Regions from separate parts of the Homo sapiens genome. Here regions 1, 2 and 3 are each linked to region 4. Evidence: chromatin contacts called from ENCODE Hi-C or POLR2A ChIA-PET data. All regions are on one chromosome and are shown on one strand. Each heading gives the region's core, a stretch centred on a gene start or an enhancer-like site at or near the end of the contact. The rest is flanking DNA. Distances are from core to core; before and after follow the strand shown.

Region 1 (3,172 bases), core at 324-2,823, 240 kb before region 4:
AGGAAAGGAATATAATTTCTCTTGCTGGCACTTACTGAAAAGCTAAAATAGAATAGTAACAGAAATCATATTTGCCAGCCCTAACTGAAGGAATTGTGAAACATCTCAGAAGATTGTAAGTTATTATAAAAATGTTGTAATTACCATGCTATTAACTATGCCTTATAGGAGTTGAAACTTTTGTTTAACCAAAAATTATTTCAAGAACAGACAGCTAATTACTTACATTTAGAAAATATATTGCATACAAAGATATGGAGCATTTTAAAACGTAGCTTTAGGTTGAAATGCAGTAGTCCATTTTTTACTCCCTAATAAGAACTAGGATTTTTGAAATGATATTTTCAAGTATAGTAATAATATCTTTGAAATAATTCACTTATTTTTCCAGTTGCTGGCTTCAAAAGATTTTTAAAAACTGTGTCATTTATTTCATAAATTCTGAATTCTTTAAAGCAAACATGAGTGTGTGAAAGTTAGTTAAAGCACACCTACAGTAAGAAATTACGTGATTCTTACAGTGAGTTATTGCTCTTTTTAAAAGTGATTCATTGACTATGGCTTGGGTAGCTTAACCCTTTGAAGTACACATATCTGCATATACAGATTACACATGTTTTGAAAAAATGAGTAAGTTTTGAATTACAGGTATGTATGTGGAATTGTGAGGTCAATACAGAAAGTTTGGATAAAATGCCACTTTGGCAGAACGCTAAAGATTAGTGTCAGCTGTGGGATCTTTTTGTTGATGTAATAATGCACATTTCAGTTCACCTTAAACAATGACTATCTTGACTACTGTATTATGTCATTATATACTGCATTTATGGCTCTTTCAGGAATAATTGTGAAAGCTTTATTGAATTATTTTTCATTTCTTTTCTAATTACAATTTTCAATTTATGTCATATCCAAGGGAACATAACAAGAAACTAAATCAATTTATTTCTCTGTGTTTCTTTTTTAATAAAAAGAAAACTAAGCTTTTCTGATTTTTTTCTGAAATTGCTTTTTTATGCTTTCTTAAAAACAAATTTATCTTTAAATTTAAATTCAAATATGAAACCCCTTGCCAAGATACATGTTTAGCTTTTTTTTTCCTTCAGAGAATTTTTTTCCTGGTAAGAATAATTTATATGGCTGAGGCTTTAGTCCCAAAACAGTTTTAAATTGAAAAAAAAGTGGCTTTTAAGAAACCGAAATGCCCATTTTTTGTCTTAAATGAGTCTACCAATGCCTCCTTTCTCCTTTCCTCCACTATCCTCCCTCACTCACACTTCAACAAGTATACCCCCACACTATTTTTCACACTGTTTCTTCCCTAGAGTAAGTCCTTTTCAGGCTACCTGGTGGTTTGTCCACAGCCTAGGCAATGCAAATATCACCCAAATGAGTCCCTGAGATACATGTTAATAGAAGCTATACAATGTAATGTTAAGAACCAGTTGGCTTCTCTGTCTCCAAATACTGATCTAATACATGTTTGCAGATTAGATTTACAATGGATGAATTTACATACAGTTCTGTGCTCTGTAGAGAAATGTAGTTGCTTTAGAGTCGGAACGGCAAAATGTGGCTCTTCTGAACCTAGAAGAGAAAATTCTGACCCCTCCTCCTTCCCCATTTTAATGGTTTGACTAACCACAGACAAACACCCTTAGCATATTTGGGGAAGTAAGTTGTTATTTTATCGGTTTGAGGACTTCTCTAAACTTATCTTTTATATGCTCTCCAGCCCTAGGCTGTGATGTTTTCTGGTTGTCTTTAAATATCTGAAGAGGCAAAAGCTCTTGCTCTCAGTTCTTATTAACTTCTCGTCACAACAGGAATAGTCTGTTAATCTAATTTGCCTATAAACTTATTTTTTTCTTTCCTTGGTTTTCTACCCATAACATTCCCCAACTTAATTTGCTGCTTGGAACTTCTATATTGAAGACCACCCATTTCCTTATCTATTACCTGCTCATTCTTCACTGTGTCTATGGATATATCTGATGCTCTCTATTCTTAAAAGGATGAGAAAATAAGAAATAGGAAGAAACTGAGGGGTTGTTTTAAAACTCAACCAATAAATTATTGACATTACACCTAGCTGATACAAATCTATACACTCGTGGGTTCAAGAAATTTCATTTTCTTTTACGATCACGATTTAAAAGTGTAATTCTAACTCTGAGACATCTTCCCATTGGGATGACAGGAAATTCAATCCCAGGCACTCTCGGTACTCCCCATCTTCTCTCCCTCCTCTTCCCCCAGGCCCAGAGTGTTAAGGAATAGAAGTCACAAATATGATGTGGAAACAGTAAAAGGTGGCACCTTTTCAAGATTGTGCCCCTCCTCTACATAGGCCCATCTGATTTCTGATCTTGCTTGGACAGATCTTCTGTATTTTCAACAGAAGGCATAAATGTGAATTTTTATGTGAATTCTCTCAAATTATAAATATTTATTTAAATGATGCCATTTAAAAATATATAGCTTTAAGCCAATTCAGCCCATTGGCCACCATTTTACAACTTCTATCTTGGACATGGTAAGTGCCATAAGGGCACTTGCCATCAGGCTGCTTCGGCCTTTCTGCCCTGCGTGAAGGCAAGGGTCGGCCTGGCTATCTGTCTGATAACTTTTCAGAGCCCAGGGGCTCAGGGGAGATGCTCACTTAGATAGCCTCTACCCTAACATTTGGTGATTATCATTTATTACAGAGTACTTTGTGCTTCAGGAGTTCTCTAGTTCTAAAGGTTATTTGCACAAGCAAAACAATAAAAAATTAATTACACCAAATAGTAGGCATTGCATGGTTCTTATCAGGTGAAACTAGAGGAAGTATTTGGCATGTTTCTTTATTCTTTGCAGAGATTCCATAATTCCAACACTATGAGGAATATATTGGTAAAAGGAGAGAAGCTGGTGTCTGGCCCCCTAATACATGATGTGCTTCAAAAGTCCAGGCATGAGCAAATAGAAGATGTGTGAATCTGGACATGGATAAGGGAAAGAATGGAAAATAAAATTGCAAGAGATGATGTAGAGTAAACTGGATAGGATTTGGTACCAAAGATATAGACAGTGATTGGAGGAGGGCAGAGTAGACACAGATGTCTACAGTTTAAGGACTCTATGGATAAGAGGATGAATTTTCCCTTCAACAAAATATTGACTAATGCCA
Region 2 (3,656 bases), core at 277-2,776, 160 kb before region 4:
TTTTGGCTGCAAAAGAAAGCATCCTTAATAGCAAATATTGATTGCAGTGCCAGTGTGCCATGTATCATGCTATACCCTTTGGAGGAAAAAGAGGTAAGATGTGCCTGTTCTCAAAGTAATTTCCAGTATAGTGATAGAAATATTCACAAATAATGGACGGGCAAAACAAAGTGGGCACAAAGAAGCCAAGAATAAGCTGTTTGTGGGCAGAGTGTGGAATTTGCCTAAAACCATTCGGTAGACAGGTTAACTCTTTAGATACTTTGTATATATTGGAGAAGAGACAAAATCAACTCATAATTTATTAAAATGATGTGATTTGATATGTACACCATTTAGTTTTTCTGTTCAAGTATTTGGTAAATAAGTGTGATGCCAGCATAGTATCATCCTGGACTAGACAGAAGAAATTAATTTATTTCTGATGCTGGCAGTTTTGGAGAAAGGTGGGCACATACGGTTCATCTGAATCTTCCTCATGCTAAATTCTTGATTGGAAGCAGGTTAAAACACTCAGGTTAACGTTTATGTTAACAGAAAAGAAAAATCAGTCAGAGAGAGGTGCGTTGTATTTAACATTAATGACAGAGAATTTTAAATATGCACATGATTCTCTTTTTCCTCCAGCTTTTCTTTCTGCACAGGAAATAAAGCTGTATTTTGTAGGCCAGCTTCCAGACTTTGAAATGGTGAAAGTGCAACTGTGCATATTCTTCTATAAGACCCCATTCAGCTGTGACGTGTTGTTGTTTCCAAGATTTAATCTGCATTCTAGTTTAGAAAATTCAGGATTTTATTGCTTATTATTATTCATTTTTATTCATAAATATTTGTTTAAAGCCCATTACATATAAAGTTTTACTATAAGATTTTAATTGAAATTTTTAAGACAAATTAAGAATATGGTTTCTGATTTTCTGAAGTTTATGGCCTATAGAAAAAGGTCCATTCATAAGTGAAATAATAAAAGCAAAACAACAAAAGACTCGAGCTTTAGCCATTCTAGTAATTATTAAAATAGCTACTTTCTTCGTAGGAACTTATTATTTTACATGTGTGATCCCATAGCTCTTACACAATTCTGTGTGATTTAGGCATTGCTATCTTTCTGGCTCCCAAGTGAGAAGATTGAGGCTTGGAAAGATTAAGGTTAGGGGATTTGCTCAAGGGTCATATGATAAGGTACTACTGTGAGAGCTGAGATCTCAACCCAGGAGTTTTGCTGTTTTTCTGCTTGTTTATTTCCATCAGTATGGTATGAATTAGGCACACAAATACTCATTGCATGTAGATTTGGGACCTACTCCAAGTTAATTCTGGAAAGACTCAGTGAAGAAGATAAGATGTGGAAGAGGTTTTTTTTAAGCATTATGGTCATGAAAGAGCAGACTATGGAATGGACTTTGAAGTTTCACTAGCTTTGAAAGGAGGGGTATATCAAATGGCCTAATCTGCCTGTGTGGTTTGCTCAGTATTAGTTCTACTCATACCTAATACCCTCTGCCCCAGCACTCGCCAAGATCAGCAAAATCTACTTTTAGACTCAAAATCATTACCACCTGTGAAGTTTCTGATGTCGCTTCTGAGTGACATAGCACTCTGTCAATTGCTCTGTTGGATGGCTTTGCTGAATGGCACCTTTTAAGAAGTGCCTTGAGCCCCAAAAGAGTTTCAAATGCTCTTGTAATCTATTCAGCTGCATTATTGAAGATATTAGGGTAATTCAATTCATTTTTTCATCACTAAAACATAGAAATCTGTTGCCAACATTAAAATAGACAAACATATCATTGAAAATTTAATAGCTCTACATTCACTTGGAGATTTCCGATAAACTTTTCTCACTTTCCCCCAAATCCTTAATAATTAGAGCATGTCCATGTGTGTATGTGTGCATGTTTTTGTGTCATATCCCTATGTGTCTATATATATATTCCATAAATGATTGTGAAGTGGTACACAAGTTGTAGCTAAAAATGAAATAGAATAAATGTATGAAGCTAAGGGATCCATTCTCCAACTAATGCGTTAGTTGACAAATTTGCTCTGAAATATTGATACCATTTTGTGATTCCCTGTATTGAATACAAGTATGGGCTTGTGAAAATATAGTATCCACAGACCCTAATTAGAAACAAAATAAAGGTATTCTAATATACCTATGCAAATTTAAAGTTTTAACTTATTCATATAACAGTTTTCAGCTTGTCAGTGACCTGATATCAATGGATTTGAAAATGATTTTACCTTTAAGTACCAAGAATTCTTAGGGACATGTGTGTGTGTGTGTATTCAGATTAAAGATTCCATGCTAATATACTAATTTTTTGGCAAGAAAATTAAGCACCTGTATTTCAGTTTAATAGTACTGTGGTAAATGAAATATATTAAACATGCAGATTCTGTTACATTCACCTAATATTAATTTGAATTTTTAATATTCTAGGCACTGTGCTAGATATTGAATACATAATGGTAAACATAAACAGATAGTAAACAGTTATAAAATTTAGACATCTCTCAATTTTCAAATTGGCCATTGCAGAAATAGTGACATTTTATTAGGTTTTGTTGCCACAAGATTTTCAATAATTAAAAAAAAATTATTTATAGATGCCAGTAAATATTTATTTTACAGCATCTAGATGCCAGTAAATATTTATTTTACAGCATCTACCAATGTTAGATTTACTATGCACGAAGGAAGGATTTTATTTTCATGTAAAGAAAAATGCCATTTTATGCTTAGAATCAATGCTTTACAATTAAACAAGAGAAATAGCATCACAAAATAATACGGGAAGAGAAAACTCATTTTGAGTAGCAGCAAAATATTGTGAGTTTAAAAGGTCAGGCCAGTACAGGAGGCTCCAGTTTTGCCACTCACTATGCAGAATGCTGTGACAGCCAGGGCTGATACAGCTGAAAATATCTGCAGCTTTGGAAGCCTTGTAAGTTTCAGAAGGTCATTTTGGCATCATGATAGGAGCACAGATTCACATGGAAGGTCAAACTGGACAGCCAGGCAGGAAGATAGGTTGCTGAACCCAGTGCTTGTAGATTTTAGAGCAATCACCAACTGCAGTAACTGAGTTTTTTAATTCAATGCAGCCATCTTTCATTGTAATGTTTATTGGGGAATGAGCTTTACTTGGTGGGGAAATTATAAATTACCTTCTCTCTTCTGAAACCTAAGTGTTGCATCTACAACTTTCCCTGGTATCAAGACAAATGTTACTTTAATTTTATTTACGTGTGATATATACCCCATCAAGCTTACAAAAGTAAAGTGCACATCAGATAGGACTGTTGTTGTTGTTGGTGGTGGTGTTTTTAATCAATTAGAAGGCAAAGAAATGAAACAAGTACTTATGATGAAATTGAGCACTAAATTTATCTCTCAGCTTCCTGGCAACTGAAGCAGAAGCTTTAGGAAGTGAAAAAGTCCTGAGTTTATTTAATAAGATTTCTTCAGATCCCATACACTGTCTTATTCTTAGCCCTTTGGGTGTTTAGTTAAATATACTGACTCTGCCCTTGGGTGAAGTCTTGAATGGGTGAATTCCAATTACTAAAAAAGTGAAGGCTGAATTCTTTAGCCTGCCTTTAAGGCCCTTACTGATTTGGCTTCAGCCCAAAGTTCCAGGGTCATCTTC
Region 3 (3,480 bases), core at 553-3,052, 220 kb before region 4:
TTGAGGATATGGAGCATATTCATAATAGATATTTTAAAGTTCTTGTCACCAATTTTATCATCTCATTCATTCCTAGGATTGTTTGTCTCTATTGAGTGACTTTTCCCAGTGCCAAACATTGTGAATTTTAATTTGCTGAGAGCCAGATTTTGTTGAATCCCTTTAAAGATTGTTAAGCTTTGGCCACATTTTAGAACTTTGGTCTTTTGAAGCTTCTTTCTAAGTTATTTTAGGAAAGGTCTAGAATAAAACTTACTCTGGGCTACTTTGGCTCCATTTCTAAGATATGGGCCCTTCTGTGAAATTTACTGGATGTTTTTTGTATTCAATAAGGCATCTCTACTCTGGCTAATCGGAATTCAAAAAACTACCAGTTCTGTGCGAGTTCTGTGAAGTGTTCATCTTACATAATTTTTCTCTTCCTGGAAGATATTTCTAGTTTTGACTCATGGGACTTCACAGTACTCATGCATATTTGGTGTTCAGCCAAAGAATTATAAGGATCTCTAGCCAGATTTTGGAAGTCTTTCTCCACTTAGTTCCTTTATCTCAGGTACTTTGCCCCACAAATTCTAACTGCTGCAGCCTCCCAAATTGGGATATTTGTCCCCCCAGTTCAATGAGATTCCCAGGCTTATTCTGGTTTCCTCATTCCTTTGCTGCAGCTTGAAAAGTACCTTCAAACAAAATGCTCCTCATTTGTTTCTTTTTTCAGAGACCATTATCTGCACTGCCTATGGTCCAGGGTCCGTCTTTCGTTTTTTCCTTCCAACTTTTATTTTAGGTTCAAGGGGTACATGTGCAGGTTTGTTACATGGGAGAATTATGTGTTGCTGGGGTTTGGTGTACAAATGATTTAATCACCCAGATACTAAGCATAGTCTCCAACAAGTAGTTTTTTAGTCCTGACCCTTCTCCCACCTTCTACCCTCAAGTAAGCTCCGGTGTCTGTTGGTCCCCTCTTATAAGTTTCCAACTTACAAGTGAGAACGTGCGGTATTTTGTTCCCTTTCCCTGCATTAATTGACTTAGGTTGATGGCATCCAGCTGCATCCATGTTGCTGCAAAGGACATAATTTGATTCTGTTTTATGGCTGCATAGTATTCCATGGTGTATTGTACTGCATTTTCTTTTCTTTTCTTTTTCTTTTTTTTTTTTTTTTTTTTTTTTTTGAGATGGAGTCTCGCTCTGTTGCCCAGGCTGGAGTGCAGTGGCACGATCTGGGCTCACTGCAAGCTCCGCCTCCTGGGTTCACGCCATTCTCCTGCCTCAGCCTCCTGAGTAGCTGGGACCACAGGCGCCCGCCACCACGCCTGGCTAATTTTTTTTGGTATTTTTAGTAGAGACGGGGTTTCGCAGTGCTAGCCAGGATGGTCTCGATCTCCTGCCCTCGTGATCCGCCCGCCTCCGCCTCCCAAAGTGCTGGGATTACAGGCATGAGCCACCGCGCCCGGCCTGTACTGCATTTTCTTTATCCAGTATACCATTGATGGCCATCTAGACTGATTCCATGTTTTTGCTATTGTAAAATGTGCTGCAGTGAACATACATGTGCATATGTCTTTATGGTAAAACGATTTATATTCCTTTAGGTATATAACCAGTAATGGGATTGCTGGGTTGGAAAGGTAGTTCTGTTTTAAGTTCTTTGAGGACTCTCCAAACTGCTTTCCACTGTGGCTGAACTAATCCAGTTTCTAAAAATAAATATTTTCTATATTTACTCAGTTTTCTAGTTGTTTATGGGTGAAAGTTAATTCTACACTCTGTCACTCCCCCAGGGCCAGAAGCAGAAGTCTCCTGGTTTTCAAGCATGACTTCCTATTGTGCTTATGGTTTCACTTCAGTTGCTTTTAACACACAAGATCCTGTCTTACCACTGTACTTATATGTATACAAAATTAAAACATTCCTGAATAAGTGATTGTTTTTGCTTAGGTTATTGCTTTTCCTATTCTCAAGAGAATCTAAAATATTTTTTGATCTAGATTTTTGACTGGAATATCAAACCACTTTTGAGACAAGAGGCTTTTGTATTTGAGATGGAGAATCAGGTGGAGACAGAATTAGAACTGTTCACTCACAGTTCCAATTATTAGTGGTGGTATCTGCAGATTCAGGCTGCCATAAGAATAACTCAAATCTCAGTGAGAATGAAAGTATGATATTATATAGATTTTTATTATAATTAGTTAATTATAAGATAAGAGAGAAAATTTTCTCTTGTTGGTTGCTTTCTCTTCTAGGTGTTATCTATTACTCTGTTTTCGGTGAAACCCAGGATTATGTGACAGAAAGTTTTTGTATGAAAACTCCTTGAAAATCAGTTTTAAATGTAGCTACAAAGTTAGGCAGTTACTACCATTCCAAATTAGGAAGAAGATGTAGCTGCAGATCTAGTTAGGCAGAAATTATCACTTTTTTTACCTTTGAAGATGAGAAATATAGAACTATTACCAAAATTGATCTTAATGTAATAATCATCATGAAGCATTAGTGAACATATAAGTTAATAGCTTTGTTCCATTTGAATCAGAAAATTCACAGATTCTATGTAGTGCCAATGGTGCCAAGATTATATTATATCATTGTTTTAAAATTATTATTCATATCTCTATAATACAATTCAACCGGAAAAAAATGATTATTTTTTTAGAGTCAGGGTCTTGTTCTGTCACCCAAACCGGAGTGCAATAGCACAATCAAAGCTCAATGCAGTCTCAAACTCCTGGCCTCAAGTGATCCTCCCACCTCAGTCTCCCAAGTAGCTGGAATTACAGGCGCACGCCACCAAGCTAGGTTAAATTTTTTTATTTTTATTTTAGTAGAAATGGGGCTTTACTATGTTGCCCAGGCTGGAAAAAAAAAATGATTTTTATGTGCAGAATTAAGATGCTGTGTGCCCTAGAGGAAGAAGAATGCCCAAGTGATTTTTGGTGTTGACCTAAACCTTTATTCAAGAACACTCACCGTTTAATAATAATGTTTTACTGTATACATTTGTAAGTACATAAACCACATTTTAAAAAATGCTCATCTATTCCTAAAAATCATCCTAAGTAAAGTTACTAATTGAGTCAGGTAAACAGCAAAGACCTTTTTGTGACATATTTCAGAGTGAAATACCCATGACTTTTAACTTTAAACATTTAGCAGCATAAACAGTGGTAAGTTTGTCTTAGACCATTTGGAAAATTGCCTGGAAAGAGTTTGGGTCTTAGAAAGAATTTTGCTTCAACGTGAGATCTGTGAATTGGAGAGCTGTGAAACACTGTGCAGAGAGGCACCAACACTTTCCCGCCCCCTTTATAGTTAGTTGTAGGACTTCCTTGTAACAATACCCCTTTTGAAAACACTTTTACAATAGATGATAATGCATTGATTTAGTCACATTTCTAGTCTTTTGTAGTACAGTTAAAGATTGTATTGTTTTCTTGACCAAGCTAAAATAAAACAGATGCAAGTAAATCAGACAAAGA
Region 4 (3,417 bases), core at 784-3,283:
CTGAGTTTAATACTACTTATAAAACTTACGTTATTTTGACCATTTTGAAATATAGTTTTTCATGTATTAAAAAATTAGAGATCAAATGACAGGATTATTCATATTATCCAGATTTGTATGGTGTGTTGTAAGCTATGCATTATTTTATTCAGTATTCATGACCTTTTAAATAGATGTTAATAGTGTTTTCATTGTGAAGATTCCTTAGCTAGTAAAGTGATAGGAACTGGAACTCACAATTTTTGACTCCAAACCCTATTGTCTGTCCGCTATATTATTGCTATTTAGTTAACAAAAGAAGGTTTATTTAGAATTAATTTACATTTTCTTGGGAAATTTTCCTGATTATGTTTTCTTTTGATTATTTAAAGTTTATAATTATTCCATAGATGTTTTTCTGGAAATAGAACTTAAATGTTTTCAGTGAATATCTTCATTGTCAAATCTTGCCTTAGTATTTGTAAAGTAAAAGGCTCATGTTGAATCACATTATATGTGTAGCTAAATAGATCTTATTGTTTTAATGCAGGTTTGAAAACCATTTATCAAACAATATTTTTTTTCTTTTGTGACAGAGTCTTGCTCTGTTGCCCAGGCTGGAGTGCAGTGGCACGATCTTGGCTCACTGCGACCTCCACTTCCCAGGTTCAAGCAATTCTCGTGCCTCAGCCTCCTGAGTAGCTAGGATTACAGGCGCCTGCCACCATGCCCAGCTAATTTTTGTATTTTTAGTGGAGATGAGGTTTCACCATGTTGGCCAGGCTGGTCTCGAACTCCTGTCCTCAAGTGATCCACCCACCTCAGCCTCCCAAAGTACTGGGATTACCAGCTTGAGCCACCGCGCCCAGTCAGAAAATATTTTTATGTGTTGACCCAGTACATACACATATACCAATAAATCTGTACATTTATCTGCCAAAAATAATGAAAAATGCCTATAGTCATGGATATATTCTTGGAATATTACTTGTAATATGGAAATACTGGAAATTATCTAGATATCCTCCAAAAGAGTTACCTGTATTATGTACACTATTTGATGAAATTTGATGCAGCCATCAAAAGTATTCACTCTGGAAATTATTTAGCAAAATGAGAAATGCTTATGCTGCATTGTTGAGCATAAAAGATCACCAAATAATAGCTATACTATAATTACAATTATTTTTAAAAATGTGTGCATACATACAGAAGACTGGATGAGAAGAGAAAAATGAACCACAGTGTTGTTAGAATTTTCAGATTTAATTTTATATTCTGTTTCAAATTCTCTGTATGATAAATGTTATAATTTCTTATCCTGTTTTTAATTATGAGATTAAATTTGTGAAATGTTGTCAGTTATAATTTACTAATGTAATAGTATGTCTAAGAGATTTATTTTGGGTATCAGCATAGTCTAAAGTGTCCTTGAGTTTATCAGAGAAACCAGATCAAACTCATATTGAGCAACCAAGGGATAGATCCCATTTTATTGATGATGTCTATTAGGGAAAATGTGTTTTAGAAGGTTTGGGAAGTTCATGTTCCCATAGGTACCCCACTATTCAGATGCATATCTAATGCTTGGTAAATTTCCAGTCCCACTGGCCTGTAACTCTCACCAGTACAAGTTTTCACAAGAGATTTTCTCTTCCTTATTTTTTCACAAGCAAGAATAATGTGAGAGTAGCTATTACAGTATGTTTCTGTCCTATTTCTTAGGAGAAACCGTAAGCTGTAAAAAAAAATAAAAATATGAAAGAGTCAAACATGCATATTATGCAAAAGCAGTTGACTAAGTTTTTTTTAACCTCAGAAAAGGTTGGTTTTATGACACATTCTGAGCTAATTCTTAGTTATTAAGTCTGCTTAAATATTTTTAGAATTCTTTCTAAATGTTCCACAGGAGAGTAAAGAACATGAAATTATAATAAACCAATCCTTAACCTGTAGAAACCCCCCCCCCCACACACACACACATGCAAATACATACACACAGAACCTAAATAAATTCAAGTCTTCTTTCTTGTTAATGCGGCAAAGAGTAACCTAAATTGGAAAAGTAGAGTATTAGTTCCCTGCTGCCAATTCATTTTGAGCATATTCAAGAAAGCAGGAATTACTGAGGGAGCAAATAGCAGCTGAGAGAGATCACTTATAGACCTTCTGCAAGTTTCCTGTTTGGTGATGCCTACATTGACATAGACTTGCTTAAACAGAAAAGTAGCCCTTTCGTTTATGCAGTAGTATATATTTAGCATACACACACACACACACACACACAACTTTTTATCATTATTTAATGTAGGCACATCACTCTTCCTGAGTATAGTGATGAGCCTCACATACAATAAATTTTGATTAGGTACTGGGTACTGTTTTAGCAAGCTCCATAGCTGATGCTAATGTTCAGCCAGAGAGGAGGATAATTATTCTCGGTAACAGCTTGATCATTTTTTGCTTTTAAGTTATAAATCTTGGTAATACTTTTTTTCTTATGTTCAATAAGATAAATATGCTAATAAAAAACCAGAATCTTGAATAACTTTTTAAGTCATTTTTGTGATCTTAATAACTGAGTGTAGTGGTGAATGACACTGGCTCATTGTATGTATTTGGAACACAAAACTTTAGCTAGGTTGAGGTTTCCAAGTAGTGCAAGATATCATTTATAATGCTCTTTTTTAAGATGTAGCATGATACAGATTATAGTATCTCCTTCTTTAAGAAACACTTTCCTCAATAATAGGATATGAATATAATGTGGGAAAACACCCAGATTTAAATGCAATCATTGTATTTATACAAATCCAAGAAAACCTTTGCTTCCTAAGTCGTAGTAGGGTTACAGTTTTTCTTTCTTGCTTAACTTCAAAATAAAGTGCTTAGTATCTGCGTTTGCTATTTGTGAAAAGATACTTGAACAATTAAAAACTGTTTCCTTGAAGCTTGAAGTAAGAGCACGAAAATATTAAAAGGACATTCTGTGTTTTAGATGGCCCTCTTGTGGTAAAAGGGTCAAAGTATCCTGAATGAAGACTGCTTTTAAATAGTAAGAGTCAAAATTGCGCAGATGAATGAGAAATAATGTTCTCGCCTTTTCCCTAAGATCTCCGTGGCAAAATTAACAGAATTAGCAAATATAAAACAAACAGACATAACAAAACCAATCTTTTTTTACTGCTTTATATAGCTACCAAGTGAATCTCTAAAGATCAAAAAAATAACTCCTGGAAACATTTTCATAAAAAGCTATCAAATTTGATTTTGTATATTTTTCACTTGGAAATAATTTTATATTTACACGAAAGTTGCAAAAATGGACCCAAGAGTTTCTGTCTACGCTTTACTGATCTAAATATTAATATCTTACATAACTGTAGAATCCCTCTTAAGACCAGAAAAATTAACATAGATATGCTGCTGTTTAACCAA

Evidence for each region. Hi-C counts contacts between places; a loop is a spot of excess contacts on that map. ChIA-PET counts read pairs that join two places held with the same protein, here RNA polymerase II (POLR2A). Pooled maps may share reads with other maps.
Region 1: a loop to region 4 is called in a map with no recorded cell type, with 3 times the contacts of the local background. The contact joins the promoter of LINC02917 here to the enhancer-like site in region 4. A Hi-C loop is called at or near these places in 2 of 168 maps with a recorded cell type or tissue (lower lobe of right lung and sigmoid colon), 20 of 37 single-sample maps with no recorded cell type and 13 of 50 pooled maps. POLR2A ChIA-PET finds 5 or more read pairs at or near these places in 3 of 52 experiments (CD4-positive, alpha-beta memory T cell, OCI-LY7 and activated T-cell).
Region 2: a map of esophagus muscularis mucosa shows a loop between it and region 4 (3-fold over the local background). The contact joins two enhancer-like sites. A Hi-C loop is called at or near these places in 21 of 168 maps with a recorded cell type or tissue (A673, B cell, CD8-positive, alpha-beta T cell and 17 more), 15 of 37 single-sample maps with no recorded cell type and 18 of 50 pooled maps. POLR2A ChIA-PET finds 5 or more read pairs at or near these places in 13 of 52 experiments (AG04450, B cell, CD4-positive, alpha-beta T cell and 9 more).
Region 3: a loop to region 4 is called in a map of heart left ventricle, with 5 times the contacts of the local background. The contact joins two enhancer-like sites. A Hi-C loop is called at or near these places in 19 of 168 maps with a recorded cell type or tissue (Caco-2, HepG2, Right ventricle myocardium inferior and 8 more) and 22 of 50 pooled maps. POLR2A ChIA-PET finds 5 or more read pairs at or near these places in 2 of 52 experiments (MCF 10A and naive thymus-derived CD4-positive, alpha-beta T cell).

Annotation. Positions count from the first base shown.
Region 1 is chr3:152,203,854-152,207,025 of GRCh38, forward strand. LINC02917 (long intergenic non-protein coding RNA 2917) reads right to left here and starts at 1,574. Exons shown (of 3, transcript NR_186000.1): 1 at 1,520-1,574. It overlaps LOC101928166 (a long non-coding RNA gene), which reads right to left and starts at 1,576. Exons shown (of 3, transcript NR_136178.1): 1 at 1,520-1,576.
Region 2 is chr3:152,280,070-152,283,725 of GRCh38, forward strand. The region is part of intron 1 of MBNL1 (muscleblind like splicing regulator 1); the gene reads left to right. Among named protein-coding and RNA genes, the nearest start is that of MBNL1-AS1, 12 kb to the left of the region's middle. Within about 2 kb of position 1,527, at least 3 of the 41 ENCODE cell types and tissues checked have a DNase peak (open chromatin) inside an H3K27ac peak, as active enhancers do; they include GM12878, where a contact is called at or near this core.
Region 3 is chr3:152,222,114-152,225,593 of GRCh38, forward strand. No RefSeq gene overlaps it. Among named protein-coding and RNA genes, the nearest start is that of LINC02917, 18 kb to the left of the region's middle. Within about 2 kb of position 1,803, at least 2 of the 41 ENCODE cell types and tissues checked have a DNase peak (open chromatin) inside an H3K27ac peak, as active enhancers do.
Region 4 is chr3:152,441,243-152,444,659 of GRCh38, forward strand. All of the region lies in intron 4 of MBNL1 (muscleblind like splicing regulator 1), which reads left to right. Among named protein-coding and RNA genes, the nearest start is that of MBNL1-AS1, 170 kb to the left of the region's middle. Within about 2 kb of position 2,034, at least 5 of the 41 ENCODE cell types and tissues checked have a DNase peak (open chromatin) inside an H3K27ac peak, as active enhancers do; they include GM12878 and OCI-LY7, where a contact is called at or near this core.